2 separate regions of the Homo sapiens genome follow, and region 2 is linked to region 1. A link is an interaction called in ENCODE POLR2A ChIA-PET data of the cell type or tissue named here. Cell type or tissue: MCF 10A. All regions are shown on one strand. Each heading gives the region's core, and the rest is flanking DNA. Links, peaks and the distances in the headings are about the cores only.

Region 1 (9,872 bases), core at 3,241-8,240:
GTTTCACGGGATACAAAATTCTTGGCGATAATTGTTTTGTTTGAGGAGGCTGAAGATAGGGCCCCAATCCCCTCTAGCTTGTAGGGTTCCTGCTGAAAAATTTGCTGTTAATCTGATAGGTTTTCCTTTATAGGTTACCTAGTGCTTTTGTCTCACGGCTCTTAAGATTCTTTCCTTCACCTTAACTTTAGATAACCTGATGACAGTGTGCCTAGATGATGATCTTTTTGCAAAGAATTTCTCAAGTGTTCTTTGTGCTTCTTGTATTTGGATGTCTAGGTCTCTAGCAAGGCTGGGGAAGTTTTCCTCGATTATTCCCCCAAATATATTTTCCAAACTTTAGGTTTCTCTTCTTCCTCAGGAACACCAATTATTCTTAGGTTTGGTTGTTTAACATAATCCCAGACTTCTTGGAGGCTTTGTTCATATTTTCTTATTCTTTTTTCTTTGTCTTTGTTGGATTGGGTTAATTCAAAGACTTTGAGCTCTGAATTTCTTTCTTCTATTTGCTCAATTCTATTGCAGAGACTTTCCAGAGCATTTTGCATTTCTGTAAGTGTGTCCAATGTTTCCTGAAGTTTTGTTTTTTCTTGATGCTATCTATTTCCTTGAATATTTCTCCCTCCACTTCTTGTACCAGTTTTTGGATTTCCTTGCATTGGGCTTCGCCTTTCTCTGGAGCCTCCATGATTAGCTTAATAACTAACCTCCTGAATTCTTTTTCAGTTAAATCAGGGATTTCTTCTTGGTTTGGCCCCAATGCTGGTGAGCTAGTGTGATTTTTTGGGGAGTGTTAAAGAGCCTTGTTTTGTCGTATTACCAGAGTTGGTTTCCTGGTTCCATCTCATTTGGGTAGGCTCTGTCAGAAGGAAAGTCTAGGGCTGAAGGCTGTTGTTTACATTCTTTTATCCATTGAGTGTTCCTTTGATGTAGTACTCTCCCCACCTTTCTTATGGATGTGGCTTCCTGAGAACCGAGCTGCAGCGATTGTTATCTTTCTTCTGGGTCTAGCCACCCAGCAAGTCTACCAGGCTCTGGGCTGGTACTGGGGGCTGTCTGCACAGAGTCCCGTGATGTGAACTATCTATGGGTCTCTCGGCCGTGAATACCAGCACCTGTTCCAGTGGAGATGGCAGGGGGTTGAAATGGACTCTGTGAAGGTTCTTAGCTTTGGTGGTTTAATGTCCTATTTTTGTGCTTGTTGGCCTCCTGCTGGGAGGTGGTGCTTTCCAGAGAGCATCAGCTGTGGTATTATGGAGAGAAACCAGTGGTGGACAGGGCCCTAGAACTCTCAAGGGTATATGCCCTTTGTCTTCAGCAACCAGGGTGGGTAGGGAAGGACCATCAGGTGGGGGTGGGGCTAGGCATGTCTGAGCTCAGACTCTCCTTGGGTGGGTCTTGCTGAGGCTGCTGTGAGGGATGGGGGTGAGGTGCCCAGGTCAATGGAGTTGTATACCAAGTGATTATGGCTGCCTCTGCTGAGTCATGCAGGTTGTCAGGGAAGTGGGGAAAAGCTGGCAATCACAGGCCTCATCCAGCTCCCACACAATCCAAAGGGCCAGTCTCACTCCCACCATGCCCCTCAACAGCACCAAGTCTCTTTCCAGACAGTGGGCAAGCAGGGCTGAGAACTTGCCCCAGGCTACCCACCTCCCAGAGTATTTGGGGTGTCTCCCAAGTCCTGCAGGAGCAGTCTGCTTCCTTCAGAGGGTCTGTGGGTTGTCTTGGGATTCTCGATTTATTTCTGCAGTCATTCTGGAGCTAAAATTCATGATGCCAGCCTCCACACGCTGCTCTGTCCATCCACATTAGAGCTGCAATCTAGTTCTGGCTCCCATCTGCCATGATAATCTGAATAATCAGCTCTGCAGTCTGTACAGAAGCTCCATGTTGGAGCTGCAATCTAGTTCTGCCTCCCATCTGCCATGATAATCTGAGTAATCAGTTCTGCAGTCTGTACTCAAGCTATGTTTCTTGAGGGTAGGCCTCAAGAAACCTACAATCATGGCAGAAGGCAAAGGGGAGGCAAGCACATCTTCACACGGCAACAGGAGAGGGTGTCTTTTGGCTTTCATTATTCCTACTGAGAAGTCTGAAAACTAATCTGTAATTCTATTATAAAGATTTTTCTTTTATCTCTGGCTACATTTCAGATCTTCTGTTTTTTTTTTTTCTTTGTTGTTCAACTTCAGTATAATGTATGAAAGGGGATTACGTTTTGTTTTGGCTAATATTGTGCCTATTAATATTTTATCTGGATTCATGTCTTTCATCAATTTTTAAGAAATTTCAACCCAAATCCATTGAATATTGCCTCTCCTCTATCCTCTTTATTCCTTCCTCTCTGGCACTCACATTAGATGTATATTAGATTTTCTCATTCTATCCTTCTTATACCTTATTTCATGTTTTCTCTTTTTTCCCTTCGGTGCTACAGTCTAGGAAGTTCCTTCAGATATATCTTCTGGTTCACAAATCCTCTCTTCAGCTGTGTCTAATATGATATCTAGTTTATCCAATGAGTTTTGTTTTTGTTTTTTGAGACAGAGTCTTGCTCTCGTTGCCCAGGCTGGAGTGCAAAGATATGATCTTGGCTCACTGCAACCTCTGCCTCCTGGTTCAAGTGATTCTCCTGCCTCAGCCTCCCAAGTAGCTGGGATTACAGGCACCCACCACCATGCCTGGCTAATTTTTTGTATTTTTAGTGGATTGGGGGTTTCACCATGTTGGCTAGGCTGGTCTCAAACTCCTGGTCTCAGGTGATCCACCTGCCTTGGCTTCCCAAAGTGCTAGGATTACAGGCATGGGCCACCGCACCCAGCCTATCCAATGAGTTTTAAATACTAGCAATTACGTTTTTCATTTTTAAAGATTCTAGTGCCTAGTCCTTCTAAATAGTCTATTGCTGATTTTTGGCCGGGCCCTGTGGCTCATACCTGTAATCCCAGCACTTTAGGAGGCCGAGGTGGGTGGATCACGAGGTCAGGAGATCGAGACCATCCTGGCTAACACGGTGAAACCCTGTCTCTACTAAAAACACACAAAAAATTAGCTGGGTGTGGTGGTGGGCGCCTGTAGTCCCAGCTACTCAGGAGGCTGAGGCAGGAGAATGGCGTGAACCCTGGAGGTGGAGCTTGCAGTGAGCCAAGATCTCGCCACTGCACTCCAGCTGGGTGACAGAGCAAGACTCCGTCTCAAAAAAACAAAACAAAACAAAACAATAGTCTATTGCTCATTTTTAATTCTACCTTTTAGTTCTTTAAACAATTTACATATTTTTTTATTCTATACCTAAAAATATTAATATCTGAAGTCCTTGGGAGGCTTAATATGTTTGTTGTTTCTGTTGGCTTTCACTATTAATGGTTTGTTTCCTTATGTGTTTGGTGATCTTTGAACTGATATTTGGTTGATTTTAATCTGTGGGATCTTAAGTGCTTCTAAACTTTAGCCCATTGAATTAATTTCAGTTATTATATTTAATTATATTAGATATGTATGTTAAATATATTAATTATTTGTGATCTTTTTATTGTAATCCATTCGATTTCACTGCAACTTTATCTGGTTATATTCTTTGAAGCCTTAGATGAAGTTGGGTTTCTATATAAATAATTTGCATTTGATGTTGTCAGGATCAAATCTTGGGATGTTACTAAGCTAGAACCTGTTTTAAACTAAATTCTCAGCTTGAAGCTTTGTAGTCTACTCAGTGTTACTTTGGATAGCAAATCCGTGTGAGTGGTATTTATAGTTACATATTTTGGGGAGAGGGAATTTCTAGCTTTTCCCCCTTCCATTAGGCAGTTTTCCCAGTAAACATGGGGATGGCGATAGGAGGTGAGGATTTGTTGGTTATATGTGGTTCATTTAAAAAGCTTTTTATTTTAAAATAATTATGGAGTTATTGGTAGTTGCAAAGATAGCACTAAAAAGTCAAGTGTACATTTTATGCAGTTTCCTACAATGGTTACATCTCTGTCACTGAAATACAGTATCAAAATCTGGAGACTGACATTAATACAATGTGTGTGTAGATTCATGAAACCACCACAAAAAAACAGGGCATAGAGTTATTCCATCAGGACAAAAATCTCCTTCATGCTACCTAACCTTCTTAACCCTAGCAACTACTAATCTATTCTCTGTCTGCATAATTTTGTCATTTCATTGTTATATACTTGGAATCATATATGACATTTTAAAATTGGCTTCTTTTCACTCAACATAATGCCCTTGTCCATCTAACTTGTTGCATCTATCAATCGTTCATACCTTTTAACTGCTTAGTTATATTCTATGGTAAGGCTATACTAGTTTATTTAAGCATTCTCCTATTGAAGGACATTTTGGTTGTTTTTAGTTTTTGGCTTTTAAAATAAAGCTTTCATGAACATCTGTAAATAGTTTTTTTGTGTGTGGACATTTGTATTTCTCTGGGATAAATATCTAGGGGTACAATTGCTGGGTCATATGGTAAGTGTATGTTCACATGTATGTTTTTAAGAAACCATATGTCTGTTTTTTGGTGTACACACGTTTAGCATTGCTATGTCTTCTTGGTGGACTGAGGGCCTTTTATTATTATGTAATGTCTCTCACCATCCTTGTAATCTTCTCTGCTGTAAGTCTACTTTATCTGATATTTATATAGCCATTCCTACTTTCTCTTTTTTCCATTCCAGCTTCCTTTTTTTGTCTGGATACAGGGTCTTTCTCTGTTACCCAGGCTGGAGTGCAGTGGTGCTATCATAGCTCACCATAACCTCGAACTCCTGGGCTCAAGTGATCCTCCCACATAGCTGGGACTATAGACATGCACTACCATACCTGGCTAATTTTTTTAGCGACGAGGTCTCCCTATGTTGCTCAGGCTGGTCTCGAACTCCTGGCCTCAAGCAGTCCTCCCACCTCAGCCCCTCAAAGTGCTAGGATTACACGTGTAATCCAGCTTTCTTTTGATTAATGTAGCCATGTGTATTTTTCCCTCCTTTTTTTTTTAACCTACCTAGATCACATTTGAAGTATACTATATATATAAGAACAAGGCGGGTGCAGGGGCTCACGCCTGTAGTCCTAGCACTTTGGGAGGCCAAGGTGGGCAGATGACTTGAGGCCAGGAGTTTTGAGACCAGCCTGGCCAACATGGCGAAATTCCATCTCTACTAAAAATACAAAAATTAACTGGGCGTGGTGGTACACCTCTGTAATCCCAGCTACTGGAGACGCTGAGGCACAAGAATTGTTTGAATCCAGGAGGCGGAAGATGCAGTGAGCTGAGATCGCATCACCACCTTCCAGCCTGGGTGACAGAGCAAGACTCTGTCTTTAAAAAAAAAAAAATTATATGCTGGGTCATGAGTGTGACTCATTTTTAAAGTATAGCCATGGGACAGACTCCAGCTTTATGGGAGTGTCTTCCCTACTTCCCAACTTGGACAAGTTTTATTCTTTAACCATTTCCTTCCAAGGCCTATGAAACCACTGAAGTCAATATTAAAAGTTAACATTTTGGCGAATACCCTCAAGATCAAAGTCAACTTCCGTGTTCCAGTTCCCTGTCTAAGTTTCTATCGTCACACCGAGTCCTTAACCTATGTATTCTCCCTCTTTAATAGTTTTCAGTGGGGAGCTTGGTATGTACATGTAAACTACCATGTTGCTGGAGAACTAATTTAATTCTCAAAACAACTCTCTGATGGGTATCATTGCTCTCACTTTAAAGATCATGAAACTGTATGACATTGTGAAAGATGATATATTAGGCCGGGTGCACCTGGCTCACGCCTGTAATCCCAGCACTTTGGGAGGCCGAGGCAGGTGGATCACGAGGTCAGGAGATCAAGACCATCCTGGCCAACATGGTGAAACCCCGTCTCTACTAAAATACAAAAAATTAGCCGAGTGTGGTGGCACGTGCCCGTAGTCCCAGCTACTGGGGAGGCTGAGGCAGAGGAATCACTTGAACCCAAGAGGCAAAGGTTGCAATGAGCCGAGATTGCGCCACTGCACTCCAGCCTGGAGACAGAGCAAGACTCCCTCTCAAAAAAAAAAAAAAGATATATTAATAATACAGTGGAAATACATGAGATTTGCAACAGGCAGAACTGGGCTTGAATTCTGACTTCATCGTTTAGTTATTTTATTAGTTTAAGCAACTTATTTAACCTCTTTAAGCTTTATTTTACTCATTCATTTTATAGTATTTTCTGTAGTGTTGCTGGGGGTATTAAATGAGATAATGCATTGCAATGCTTAGCATTTTATTAAGTACTGGGCCCTAAACAAACGGTAGTTGCTTCTATTATTGTTCTAATTATTATTAAAGAGTCAATAACATGCCCATGGTCATTCAGCTAGCACAGAGCAGCAGGCTGGGATTCAGAATTAAGTCCGTGAATCTAAAGCCCATGTTCCTTTCCCTACACCATGTTGCTTTCCTTATCTTCTTTAAAAAGTATTCACAGATGGAAAAAAAAAAAAGAAAAATAATAATTCACAGGTCTTTCGTACATTTATCTACATCCTAGCTAAATAATCCACAAATATTTAAATGGCTAGGGCCTGTGGGGAATAGGAAGAAAAAAGAAGTCTTAGTACTTAACCTCATATATTCCTAACAGGACAATGATTCCCTCAAGAGCAGTTTAATATAGTTATTAAATATTCAGGCTTTAGAATAAAAGACTTGGGACTTGGATTTGAGTTCCAACTTCTTAACCTCTAAGATTCTCAATTACTGGTCTGTTAAATGGGGTAAAAATAACATTAACTCCCTTTTAGGAATATTGGGGGCATAAGATAAAGCAGTATATTTAAAACAGGACCCAGGACAGGCATGGTGCTCATGCCTATAAACCCAGCTACTCAGGAGACCGAAGCGGCTAGATTGCTTGAGGCCAGGAGTTTGAGACCAGCCTGAGCAACACAGCAAGACCATCTCTTAAAAACAAACAAACAAAAGCTGGGCACAATGGCTCATACCTGTAATCTCAGCACTTTGGGAGGCTGAAGCAGGAGGATTTCTTAAGACTAGGAGTTCAAGACCAGTCTAGGAAACATGGCAAGACCCTGTCTCTACAAAAAAATGAAAAAATTAGCTGGGCATGGTGGCACATGCCTGTAGTCCTAGCTACTTGGGAGGCTGAGGCAGGAGGATTACTTGAGACCAGGAGGTAAAGGTTACAGTGAGCCATGATCGTGTCCCTGCACTCCAGCTTGAGTGACACAGCAAGACCATGTCTCTTAAAAAACCAAAACATACATCTATACATACATAATACGTTTTAAAAAGCTGGGCGTGGTGGCACATGCCTGTAGTCCCAGCTATTGGAGAGGCTGAAGCAGGAGAATTGCTTGAGCCCAGGAGTTTGAGGCTGCAGTGAGCTATAATTATACCACTGCACTCCAGCCTGAGAGACAGAGTGAGACCCCCATCTCTAAAAAAAAAGTGTTTTAAATAACAACAAGAACAGAAACAGGGCCTGAAACATGGTAAATGCTCCCAAATGGTGGTAGCTCTTATTACCAAAGAGACTGTGTCGTCTATGTTTTTATTCCTCCCATTAGTTGGGTCAGTTAACATTTACTGCCCCTAAGTACACTAAAAAAATATATCGCAATCATCTTGCCTGATACTAAACAAGGCATTAAATTAAAAGGAAACTAAATATGATTCTTCATAGCCAGAAGCTTATTACTTAAAATAGAGAACTCTGCTGCAGAGCTGGCTTCACCATCTGTGAGTTCAAACTACAGAAACACTTGGAACTATCATTCTATCTTAACGTTCAAGTATCTTGGCATGTACAATCAGAGAAAGTCTCTATTTCTGCTTTGGAAAAGAATTTTCTCTCCTATCCCACAAGGAAAAATAGACCCCTCAAAAAGTTGTTTTCAGTGTTTTATAAGAACCTATAATACTTTTCAATCTCATGGCATAAAGTGATAAAAAAATACACAGAGTGAAACACAGTCAGGCATCACTTAATGATGGAGAACATTCTGAGAAATACATCGTTAGGCAATTTTGTTGTGCAACCATGATAAGAGTGCACTTACATAAACCTAGATGGTATAGTCTGCTGCACACCTAGGGTAGATGGTATAGCCTGTTACTTCTAGGCTACACACCTGTTCCGCTGTACTAAGTATTGTAGACAGCTGTGATACAGTAGAAAGCATTTGTATATCTAAACACAGAAAAGGTACAGTAGGCCAGGCTTAGTGGCTCATGCCTGTAATCTCAACACTTTGGGAGGCTGAGGCGGGTGGATCACAGGAGGCCAGGAGTTCGAGACCAGCCTGGTCAACATGGTGAAACCCTGTCTTTACTACAAATACAAAAATTAGCTGAATGCCAGGTGCGGTGGCTCATGCCTGTAATCCCAGCACTTTGGGAGGCCGATGTGGGCAGATCACCTGAGGTTGGGAGTTCAAGACCAGCCTGACCAACATGGAGAAACCCCGTCTCTACTAAAAATACAAAAATTAGCAGGGCATGGTGGCGCATGTCTGTAATCCCAGCTACTTGGGAGGCTGAGGCAGGAGAATCACTTGAACTTGGGAGGTGGAGGCTGCAGTGAGCCGAGATCGTGCCACTGCACTCCATCCTGGGCAACAGAGCAAGACTCTGTCTGGAAAAAAAAAAAAAGGTACCATAAAAATACGGAAAAATAATCTTATAGACCACCATCGTGTGTGTGGTCTGTCATTAACTTAAATGTCATTATGTGGCACATGAATGTATATAAAAGGTTTGACCTTCCTCTGCCCATAATCAGGAAAATGTGTATCAGTAAAATTCAGACCATAATTACCTTCTTCTTTTGTTCTTCCCCAGCCACTTATAAAACACTTTGTGTTTCCGTCCAGGATTTGGAAAACATCAAAAGGTAGGCAAATAGGCTGAATATAGTCATTATACCTCACTGCTTTTTTTAAGTGAAAAAGTGCAATATCATTTACATAAGATTCCAAAATGAAGTTTGGATGAATAATGATTGCTTTAATTTTTATCTTCTTGGTATGAGGATAGCGTCCATGTATATTATTAGTTCCAATCACAGCTGTCCACATTAAAGGATCGCTGAAAGAAAGTAAACATTCTTATTATAAATATCTTTAATTAACTAAGTACATATTCTTAATCTCCCACTAGTTTTCTTCTCATGTTAGATTAATAAAAAACTTTAATTCCAGTTTCATGTGACATAAAATATCAAATAACACAAATATCATGATCTAGGGAAGGAGAAAAAGACCAATGGGACAGAAAATCCAGAAACTGATTCAAGTACATGAGAATTTAATATGTTATTAAGGCAGCATTTTGTACCAATGGACAAAAGAATGAATTATTCAATATGTGGTATTGGGGCAACTAGCTGTTTGAAAAGAGAAATAAAACTAGATCCCTGAAATAACACTAAACACCAAAATAAACTCCAAATGGATTAAATATTTAAATGTACAAATCTATTTAGTAAAGAGTTCCCATCTTTTAGAGATACACAAAGAGATATGTCTGAGTTTTGCTTCAAAATAATTGGAGGGAGAATGGTGAGGGTATAGGTGAAACAAGATCAGGTATCAGTTGATAACGGGAAGCTAGGTGATGGGTACATGGGAGATCGATAAAATATTCCCTCTACTTTTATAATTTTTTTGAAACTTACTGGAATGAAACATTTGGATATTAACTTAGCATGTGAATTAAAAAACTAAACCAGGGCTGGGTGCAGTGGCTCACGCCTGTAATCCCAGCACTTTGGGAGGCCAAGGCAGGCAGATCACGAGGTCAGGAGATCGAGACCATCCTGGCTAACATGGTGAAACCCTGTCTCTACTAAAAATACAAAAAACAACAACAA
Region 2 (9,872 bases), core at 2,458-7,457, 120 kb before region 1:
AGGGATAAGGAATAGTAGAATTTATACCATTTTTGCTGCAGAGAATGGCTACAGATGGAGGCTGGAAACCTGCTGTTAATCTCTAGAACACTTCCCCACACCAGTGTGCCACACATTAGATACTTTATTAAGAAAATCACTTCAGTAAATGTTGAAAAATTATTTCCTAGATCTCTTCTTTTTTTCTTCCCAATAAACTTTGTGCACACAAAGACTGTACTGACCCTATGATCTAGGAACTTAACTTCAAGGAAAACCAAGTAACTGAATGTGTCCTTGACAGGAATTGTTTTTAAAAATTCACTATAGAAGTTAGGGGGATCCTTTCAGAATGCAAATTGGATATGAAGATGCCAGTTTGTCCTCAGTCAGCCTAAGGCTAATGAGCTTGTTGAAGACCCATTATTATTATTATTTTTGAGACAGAGTTTTTCTCTATCGCCCAAGCTAGGGTATAGTGGCATGATCTTAGCTCACTGCAACCTCTGCCTCCTGGGTTCAAGTGATTCGCCTGCCTTAGCCTCCTGAGTAGTTGGGACTACAGCCATGTGCTAACCATGCCTGGCTAATTTTTGTATTTTTAGTAGAGATGGGGTTTTGCCATGTTGGCCAGGCTGGTCTCAAACTCTTGACCTCAGGTGATCCACCTGCCTCAGCCTCCTGAAGTGTTGGGATTACAGGCATGAGCCACCGTGTCTGGCTTGAAGACCCATTTTGAGAGGAGAGGGCTGATTCTAGAGTGGGTTACTGTTGTTTAACTTCAAAACAGGAACTTCATAGAGCAGCTTAGGAGACTACACCAATTGTATTAGTCTGTTAGTCATTCTTATCATGGGGAGGACTGAGGAAAAGTGGACTTCCGAGAACTTACAGTTGGGTAAAAGAAACAAACAACAGGCTGGACGAGGTGGCTCACGCTTGTAATTTCAGTGCTTTGGGAGGCCGAGCCAGGAGGATTGCTTGAGGTTAGGAGTTTCAGACCAGCTTGAGAAATATAGCAAGACACCTTGTCTCTACAAAAAAAAATAAATTAGCTGGGCATGGTGGTGTGCGTCTGTAATCCTGGCAACTCAGGAGGCTGAGGAGAGAGGATTGCTTGAGCCCAGGAATTCGAGGCTTCAGTGAGCTATGATTGCACCACTATACTCCAGCCTGAGCAATAGAGGGAGACCTTGTCTCTAAAATGTAAAATAATAATAAAGATTTTAAAAAAAAGGAAAACCACAGACACAAAGCAGTAAGAACAGAGAAATTCAATATTTAAAATAGTATGGACAAACTTTGTTGAGGAAGGCAGCTGATTTTTTGAAGGGGGAGTGGGGTTGAGAGAATGACTTGTGCAACCCTTGGTGGTAGAAGATGGGCACAGCTGGATGTTCAAGGAAGGGAGCAGGTTTGCATTTGAGAAGTGCTGTGTGAGCAGTCATGGCTCTTCAAAGAGCCTGGTGAGTGATGACCATATTTTGTCTTTCAGGGTTGGCAATGTTTGATTGCACTGGGCATGTCCTTCCTGGACTGTGGGCATACGGTAAGCATCTCTAAAGGCCTGCTGACAGAAGAAGCCACCCGTGGCTACGTTAAATAACACTGGATTAGTCTGTCTTCTGCAGGTAGCCATCAGAGCCAGTGTGTTTCTATGGTTTACTGTGTGAACATAGCCAAAAGTATGTGCCGTTGCACAGACTGTGTTTATGACTCAACCGTTGGTTGGAAAAGACTTTGTTTCATGTGTATTTGAAAGATGGAATTATTTTTTCCTTCCTGACCTAACCTTAGAACTGGATTAGGGTGGGATCTTTGAAAAGCTGACATTTGCTGCTATCATTCCAACACTAAATTCTTAAGTAGTTGCCCAAGGGCCAGCTCAGTTTATCCTTCGGAGAGACAAGGATATGCATGATTCTTAACCAGGCTATATGTTAAAAAAAAATTGGAAAATGCAATACATTTTTTATTATACAAACTACAGAATGAGTATGCAAGTTTTATTTATCAAAATGTAATGGATTTTTAAAGGCTGAGAAATTTTCCTTATACCTACCTTTTCAGTTATTTTAATTATACCAAATTATCAACTAGAATAGCTTCATCCATATGAAATATAAAATGAAGAGACACCTAGCTCTATCAGGCTTAGGATTCTTTGAACTTATTTCCACTTTAATTTCTCAGTGGAAGTTAAGAGGGGTGAGAAAACAAAGAAGGGGAAAAACTGACAACTAACAAAACCAGCACCACATCGCTAGGTGGTGCTTACTAATTACCTTCTCAGGATTTTCCTCAGATTGAAAAGCTTATGAGGATTTCTTGGGAGTCTTAATAACCTGCCTGTTAGTACAGAGCTTTCCTGATGATATTTACTCTTGAGCACATGTGGTTGTAAAACCTTAACTTTCTTTCTCCAGGAGGGTGGTGATAGAAACAGATGGTAGTATTTATGAACTGATGTTCTCGTGAAATGTTGAGGGTGGGGAGAAAAGACTTTAAGGGAGGAGAGCCATCTATTTTGTTCCTAAAGCCACCTCTCAGCAGAATCGTCATGTTTTTCTGATGCACCGCTCTGCTTCATGCCCAAGATGACTTGCGAGGCAATCTCAGGAGCTGTGGACTTAACCGTTGCAAAGCACACTGTCTTTCTCAGCGTTCTCTGCAAGTCAGTAGGTGTTAGTATGGTTGCAAAGTTCACTGTCTCAGCAAAGTTGAACTGGGCTACCTCTCTACAGCTGTTTCCTCAGAGGGAAAAATCTTGAGACCAGATGGTGGAGCTCTGGAGTCAGAGGAAATGGGTGTCTTCAGCACAAAGCTGCTGCTTTTACTTCAGCCACTTCTGACATTTTTACATACCGAGCCTGAGATTGTGTGATTATCTCAAATCAAATCACTTTGATGGAGATAAATAATCAAAACTGTTTTATAGTCATTGATTTGGTGAGAACAGTAATGGAAAATGGTGTTGAAGGACTTCTCATTTTTGGAGCTTTCCTTCCAGAGTCCTGGCTGATTGGTGTTCGCTGTTCATCTGAGCCCCCAAAAGCATTATTACTGATACTTGCACACAGTCAAAAGCGCAGACTGGATGGATGGTCTTTTATAAGGCATTTAAGGGTACACTACTGTGTTTCACTGACCATACATTTTTCTTAGCCCCTCAAGTAATATAGCACAGAGTTATGAATGACAATTCCCCTAACCATTCCTCTTCATATCTGCCTCTTCCCCTTACCATCGTAATTCTCCAAACTGGTCATAAAGGCACTCTGTGAAGATATTGGGGACTGACATCTTAAGCTCTCACCTGGCTGCAGTAGGAAAGGCCAAACTGACGACAAAAAAAAAATTCTTTATAAAGATGATATGGTAACATGTATCTTTGCCCTGGGTCTGGGTGGGTCCAGTCAGTCTCAGATTTACAAGCATTTAGGAGCCTAGGTAAAAGCTGCTAGTATTCTTTTAAAAGTTATATTTATGACTTGCAATGATAGAAAACTCCTTCCAATTAAATGGCATTTTATAATATTATGTGTGTACTTCACAGTGTTAAAAATACCCTCATACGTTATTGCATTTGATCTTCACAGAAAGTGCATTTTAACCAGTACTCTGGGTGCAATAAATAATATGTAGAAATTTAAGTCCTCCAATTCCAGCATATCCAGTGAGTTTTGACAGTGTGTTTATGTGGAATGTTTAAGGATATACAATTGTACTTTATATAAATTGGTTCTTGTTCTTCTTAAATGTGACATGAAATAATTGTGCTGCTACATTATACTGGAAATTAACAGGGGAAAAGGGAAGAGCTCTTGGCTCCCTTGAGGTTCTGCTAGTGGTGTTAGGAGTGGTTACAACTGAGCTTTTAGTAACCATTTAACCGTATGTAAACTTGGTTTCTAATTAAAAAAAAATTTCTTTTTCCAATTTGGTTTCCTGGGTATTTTTTTAACCTTGAAATAATTTATTAATAGGGTTACAACAACTTTGATACAAAAAATACTGAAACAGCAACTACCACCTGGAATGGCACACTAAGTCCACACTGTTAGGATTTTCTCCTTAGAAAGGATAGAGAAATAAATGGATTTAGTCCTCAGAAAGCTTGGATTAATTGCAGATACCAGGATATTAATTTCCATTTACCCACTTAGTCAAATAGTTTTACCATAGCTAAAGGTCACATCATTACCATGTTGAAACTTGGGAAAAAAATTTTATTCTGCTTTTCTCTAAGCTGACTATTTTCTACCTGTAGCTTATTTCACTGTTTCACTTTTACATTCTATATGTGCTGCCAATGAAAAATTAGTATTTGAAGAGAAACCAAACTCATTTAGCTTAAAGACCAAGGAGCATTTTGGCAGACCTGATATAAATGGAAATATTGACACCATTTATTAAAAACAAAGGCAGAGCTCAGGCACAGTGAACTTTACTAGGCACATGACAGGAAAACTTGAGTCAGCACTTGATTTGTCCCAGGAGTGTCACCAGAACTTCATTTTCCCTTTCTCTGTTGCAAGGCTTCCCTGTGAGTAACACAGTGGAATTCATCTAGGAAGAATTTTGTTCTCCATGTTGTCCTTCCTCATTTAGTGCTCTCTCTTTACTTTGGATTTAATTTCAGAACTAAAATAGGATTCAAAACAATGTGAGGATCCTGTTTTGAAACATTTCCTTTAGCTCTGCCCTCTGGAATACCTTCTGCTCCTTCATTGGTAGGACCAATGAATCTAAATCTGTCAGCTTCTCTAAGTCCCTTAGCTTATGAATTTAAAAATGGCTAACTCAGTACTGTGTTCTAAGGCCTGGCCTGAACAGTTGTATTATCTCATTTAATCCTTGTAACAACAAGAGGATCAGCCTCTATGTAGATGAGTCAACTGGAAGGCCAAAAGTAACTTGCCCACATTTACATTACTAATGAAATGTGCAGTTGGCATTTGAACTCGCATAGCTTAACTCCAGAACCCATGTTTTCATTCCCAAACTATCCTGTGTAATATATAGTATACCCTTCATGTTGGGTTGTCACCAAGCTTTGTTGTTTAGCAGCACAAGGAACATAACACACTGAAGCATTTGTTTCATACTCTGATTAGTGCTAGAATATGCATTAGGCAGAAGTTGCCAACTGGTAGATTTTGGTCCCTGTGCAGAATTTTTAAAAGTAAGTTTGAATGCTTTTGGCAAGTGTAGAGAATGGACAGGGCCCTCTATGGTCCTATCCCAGCAATAGCCAAGAGTTACTAGTTAATAAGTTCACTCATTTGCATTAGCTCTCTGCCCCCGGAAGTATTTTAGCCTATTTCCAGGCCATTTAGTCTCATTTCTCAATGTCTCAGAACAATATAACAAACATCTCCAATGAAAGTGGTCTATCAACTAAGTCATCTAAGTGACACTCTGTGGGCATCACAGGACCAATACTGCAACCCTTGCTTACTACGTATTGAAGAAGTCTACCACCATTGCTCACTTGGGAAAGGCTTCAATGAATTGTCAATATATTTAATTGCTGTTATTTACTTAAGCCTAAATTAAGCAAGCTGATGTCTGAAGAGCTGTTTCCATGTCCTAAAGCCAGTGTAATACAGTGTTTTCCTAGCCCACTAGTTGGAAATAGTTTTATCCTGGGCATCATTTGGTCTAATCTGTCTTCACACAGTCATCACTGCAAGCCTGTGAGGTTATACACTGCAGTTTGTAATGTGTTAAATATATGTGTCGAAGACTCACATGAGATAGTATATTGGTGTACTTGGCATTTTCTTTTTTTTTTTTTCTGAGATGGAGTCGAGCTTTGTCACCCAGGCTGGAGTGCAGTGCTATGATCTCGGCTCACTGCCACCTCTGCCTCCCAGGTTCAAGCAATTCTCCTGCCTCAGCCTCCCGAGTAGCTGGGATTACAGGTGCCCACCACCATGCCTGGATAATTTTTTTTTTTTAAGATGGAGTCTCACTCTGTTGCCCAGGCTGGAGTGCAGTGGTGCGATCTCAGCTCACTGCAACCTTCCCTTCCCAGGTTCAAGCAATTCTCCTGCCTCTGCCTCCCAAGTAACTGGGACTACAGGCACACACCACTAAGGCCAGCTAATTTTTGTATTTTTAGAGATGGGGATTCACCATGTTGGCCAGGCTGGTCTCAAACCCCTGACCTCATGATCCACCCACCTCAGCCTCCCTAAGTGCTGGGATTACAAACGTGAGCCACTGCACCTGGCTAATTTTTGTATTTTCAGTAAAGCCAGGGTTTTACCATGTTGGTCAGGCTGCTCTCGAACTCCTGACCTCAAGTGATCTGCCTGCCTCGGCCTCTCAAAGTGCTGGGATTACAGGTGTGAGCCACTGTGCCTGGCTGTACTTGGCATTTTCAAATGTAGCATTTATTCACATTTTACAAATGAGTAGAATAAGGCTCCAAAAGTATATGTGACATGCTGAAGGCCATAGAAAGTGGCAGAGTTAAGGGCTTGAACCCAACTCCAGTGCCTTTATATTACACTAAAATAGGGATAGTTGCTACCAATAAATTTATAGTCTGCATTCTGCATTAACTTAGAGGCTGTTGGTGCCAAAGGATAACAATAAAAGCTCTGCGTAATAATAATAGGGCTAAAATGAGACTCAAACTTGTCTCAAGGTGTATTCGAGAAGAGAAAAAGTAAAAAGAAATAACTTCATAGCCAGCCTAGGAAACATGGCAAAACCCTGTCTACAAAAAAATTAGCTGAGTGTGGTGGCACACGCCTATAGTCCTAGCTACTTGGGAGGCTGAGATGGGAGGATGGCTGAAGCCCAGGAGGTAGAGGTGGCAGTGAGCCAAGATTGTGTCATTGGCACTCCAGCGTGAGTGACATAGTGAGGCCTTGTCTCTACAAAAAAAATAACAACTTCACAGGTCCCAACACAAACCATCTAGACTCAGTTCTTTAGGAGTGGAGTCTGGAATTGTGGGTTTTTTTTTTTTTTTTTTTGACGGAGTCTCGCTGTGTTGCCCAGGCCGGAGTGCAGTGGCATGATCTCAGCTCACTGCAGCCTCTGCCTCCTGGATTCAAGTGTTTCTCCTGCCTCAGCCTCGTGAGTAGCTGGGATTACAGGCATGCGCCACCATGCCCCGCTAATTTTTGTATTTTTAGTCGAGGGGTTTCGCCATGTTGGTCAGGCTGGTCTTGAACTTCTGACCTGAGGTGATCCATGCGCCTCGGCCTCCCACAGTGCTGGGATTACAGGCATGAGACACCGTGCCCAGTCGGAATTGTTTTTTGTTTGTTTGCTGTTTTGTTTTTTGAGACGGAGTCTGACTCTGTCGCCAGGCTGGAGTGCAGTGGTGCAATCTCGGCTCACTGCAATCTCTGCCTCCTGGGTTCAAGTGATTCTCCTGCCTCAGCCTCCCGATTAGCTGGGATTACAGGTGTGTGCCACCACACCCAGCTAATTTTTTTTGTATTTTTAGTAGAGACGGAGTTTCATCATGTTGGCCAGGATGGTCTCGATCTCCTGACCTCATGATCCGCCCACCTTGGCCTCCCAAAGTGCTGGGTTTACAGGCGTGAGCCACCGCACCCAGCTGGGAATTGTGTTTTAAAAGCAGCTTCGGTGATTCTGATGCAGGCTGACAAACATTTGGGACCCACAGGTCATCTTTCTCCCTCTTGGTACATGCCATTTCATGTTTTTGTTTTTTAAATGAAAGGCTTTTCTCTGCTCCAGTGCCAAAGGATAATAGGGCTCAGGATTGAAACCATTGGGAATTTGATTTCTAATTCACACAGTAGTAAAATACAAAAGCATTCTGCTTGTTTGTTCTTATCCTGATTTGAAGCACCCATCCTTAGGCAGAGTGTGTCACAAGAATAGTCAGAGTGCTAATTTTGCTAAGGACATTTGGTACCATCTCAGTCCTTAACTATTTCAGCTCCTACCTGTTATTTTGCATATCAGAAGCCATTCATGTATGTATCTGTAAGCCATTTCTTTTCTGAAATAAAAATCAATATAGCAGTACAGAAAAAAAGGCCTAAATTGATGTGCTAATTATAGGTACTTAAAAGCTGATTTCAATAAATACGTGAAAATCAGTCTAACCCTCTTCCATCTTTTTTTCCTTAGTGCCATCTGGGATTGACAGCTCAGCCTGAACTCTATCTTCTGAACACCATGGACGCTGACTCACTTGTGTCTAGATGACTGACAGCCTGAGAGACTCTATAAGAACATGTTTTTCTAAGCCCTTTTTGTGCCAGGTGTCCCGTTAACGTCTCTGTTAGTTCAGAGGTGAGTTTTGTTCAGACGTTTTGAACAAAAGGCAAAGATTTCCTCATGGGAAGGGTGTTCAAAACTGACAGCTATAAATGTAGGTCAGAGACCCACCCACCTCATAACAGTCATACACTCCCAGAGTTAAACGATTGGCCTCTGATGGCCACACACCCCTATGGGCTTGTGTCTTGGACTCTGGGATTTAAAAGATATATATGTATATATATTTATGTAAACCTGAGCATCTCAGTTTGGGTAGAGTTTTAAGGTTATATGAAACTGATAGAACTTTTGTATTTTTTTTTTAAATATTGTTTTGATATATCAGATATTTGTTTTGTCTGGATCACAAGTGAGAAAGAAAAGAGAACAATGCTCTTTTTCACAATGAACTGGTCAAATTGACTATCTTGTAAAGTGATACTTTACTATGTCAGTGAAATTTCAGTTTGATTTTAGTCAACCAGATTATATCCTTTGTATCTACTGATATTAACACATCATATTAACACATCATTTCTTAAAAAAACATTTCTTCTGTTTGGCAATCATAATTAACTCTGGTTATCAGCCTATTTTGTAATTATTGTCTTTGTCGTCACTTTTCTTGAATTGTTTTCTAGTCATTAAACAGATATGAAGGCATTGCCAAAGAGCTTTAATATCCAGTAACAAGATCCAGAAACCACACTTTAACCAGTGATCAGTTTTCCGTGCTGCATTGTAACTCAGCTCATTCTGGCATTCAAGTTTTAGGCAAAAAAAGAGGAAACTTCTAACATTTAGCTTGTAAGTCCTGACATAAGATAGTGAAGATATTTATCTTCTTTCTAATATTTGTATAGTCCGCCAATGTATTTTCTTCCCACTATTCCCATTAACATACCAAACACTGTTTCTAGGTCCAAAGTCTATTTCTAGGAGTGGCCAATATTTGTATTGTTGAATCTCCTAGGGAATGCTAAATGTTTCACTTTAAAATACCTATTTATACCAAGTAGCATGAGATTAGTACTAGAGTGAGATTTGGAATATTAGTCCACATATCACAAACTGCTTGCCTACATGTATAGATTTTTTTTTTCACCCACCTTCCTAACCAGGAATTTGTTTCCTTAAATTTGTTGTTGTTGTTGTTGTTGTTTGTTGTTATTTTTTTGAGAAGAGTCTTGCCCTGTCGCCAAGGTGGGAATGCATTGACGTGATCTCAGTTCACTGTAACCTCTACCTCCCCGGTTTAATCGATTCTCCTCCTTCAGCCTCCTGAATAGCTGGGATTACAGGCACCACATTTTTAGTGGAGATGGGGTTTCACCATGTTGGCCAGGCTGGTCTCAAACTCTTGACCTCAAGTGATCTACCTGCCTCAGCCTCCCAAAGTGCTGGGATTACAGGTGTGAGCCACTGCACCCAGCGTTTTTTGTTGTTAAGACAGGGTCTTGCTCTGTTGCCCAGGCTGGAGTGCAGTGGTGTGATCTCAGCTCACTGCAACTTCTGCCACCTGGGCTTAAGCCATCCTCCCACTTCAGCATCCCAAATAGCTGGGACTGCAGGCACACACCACCACACCCAGCTAATTTTTGTATTTTTTGTAGAGACGGGATTTCACCATGTTG

What was found. ChIA-PET counts read pairs that join two places held together with the same protein. Peaks named below come from ENCODE experiments on the same cell type or tissue, not always from the same donor. Only the 100,000 strongest peaks of a DNase experiment are listed, where the experiment ranks them.
Region 2: POLR2A ChIA-PET joins it to region 1 with 12 read pairs; 2 of 35 experiments call an interaction of 5 or more read pairs at or near these places.

Annotation. Positions count from the first base shown.
Region 1 is chr12:50,858,001-50,867,872 of GRCh38, reverse strand. TMPRSS12 (transmembrane serine protease 12) reads right to left here. Exons shown (of 5, transcript NM_182559.3): 3 at 8,820-9,088. Among named protein-coding and RNA genes, the nearest start is that of TMPRSS12, 20 kb to the right of the region's middle. RefSeq lists an enhancer at 9,424-9,872. In MCF 10A, for the core only: no CTCF peak of the experiment used is centred there; a DNase peak (open chromatin) is centred at 5,382.
Region 2 is chr12:50,980,038-50,989,909 of GRCh38, reverse strand. It overlaps SLC11A2 (solute carrier family 11 member 2), which reads left to right. Exons shown (of 16, transcript NM_000617.3): 16 at 1,475-3,918. The coding sequence ends at 1,585. Among named protein-coding and RNA genes, the nearest start is that of HIGD1C, 32 kb to the right of the region's middle. RefSeq lists a silencer at 8,017-8,217. In MCF 10A, for the core only: a CTCF peak has its summit at 2,734; a DNase peak (open chromatin) is centred at 2,749.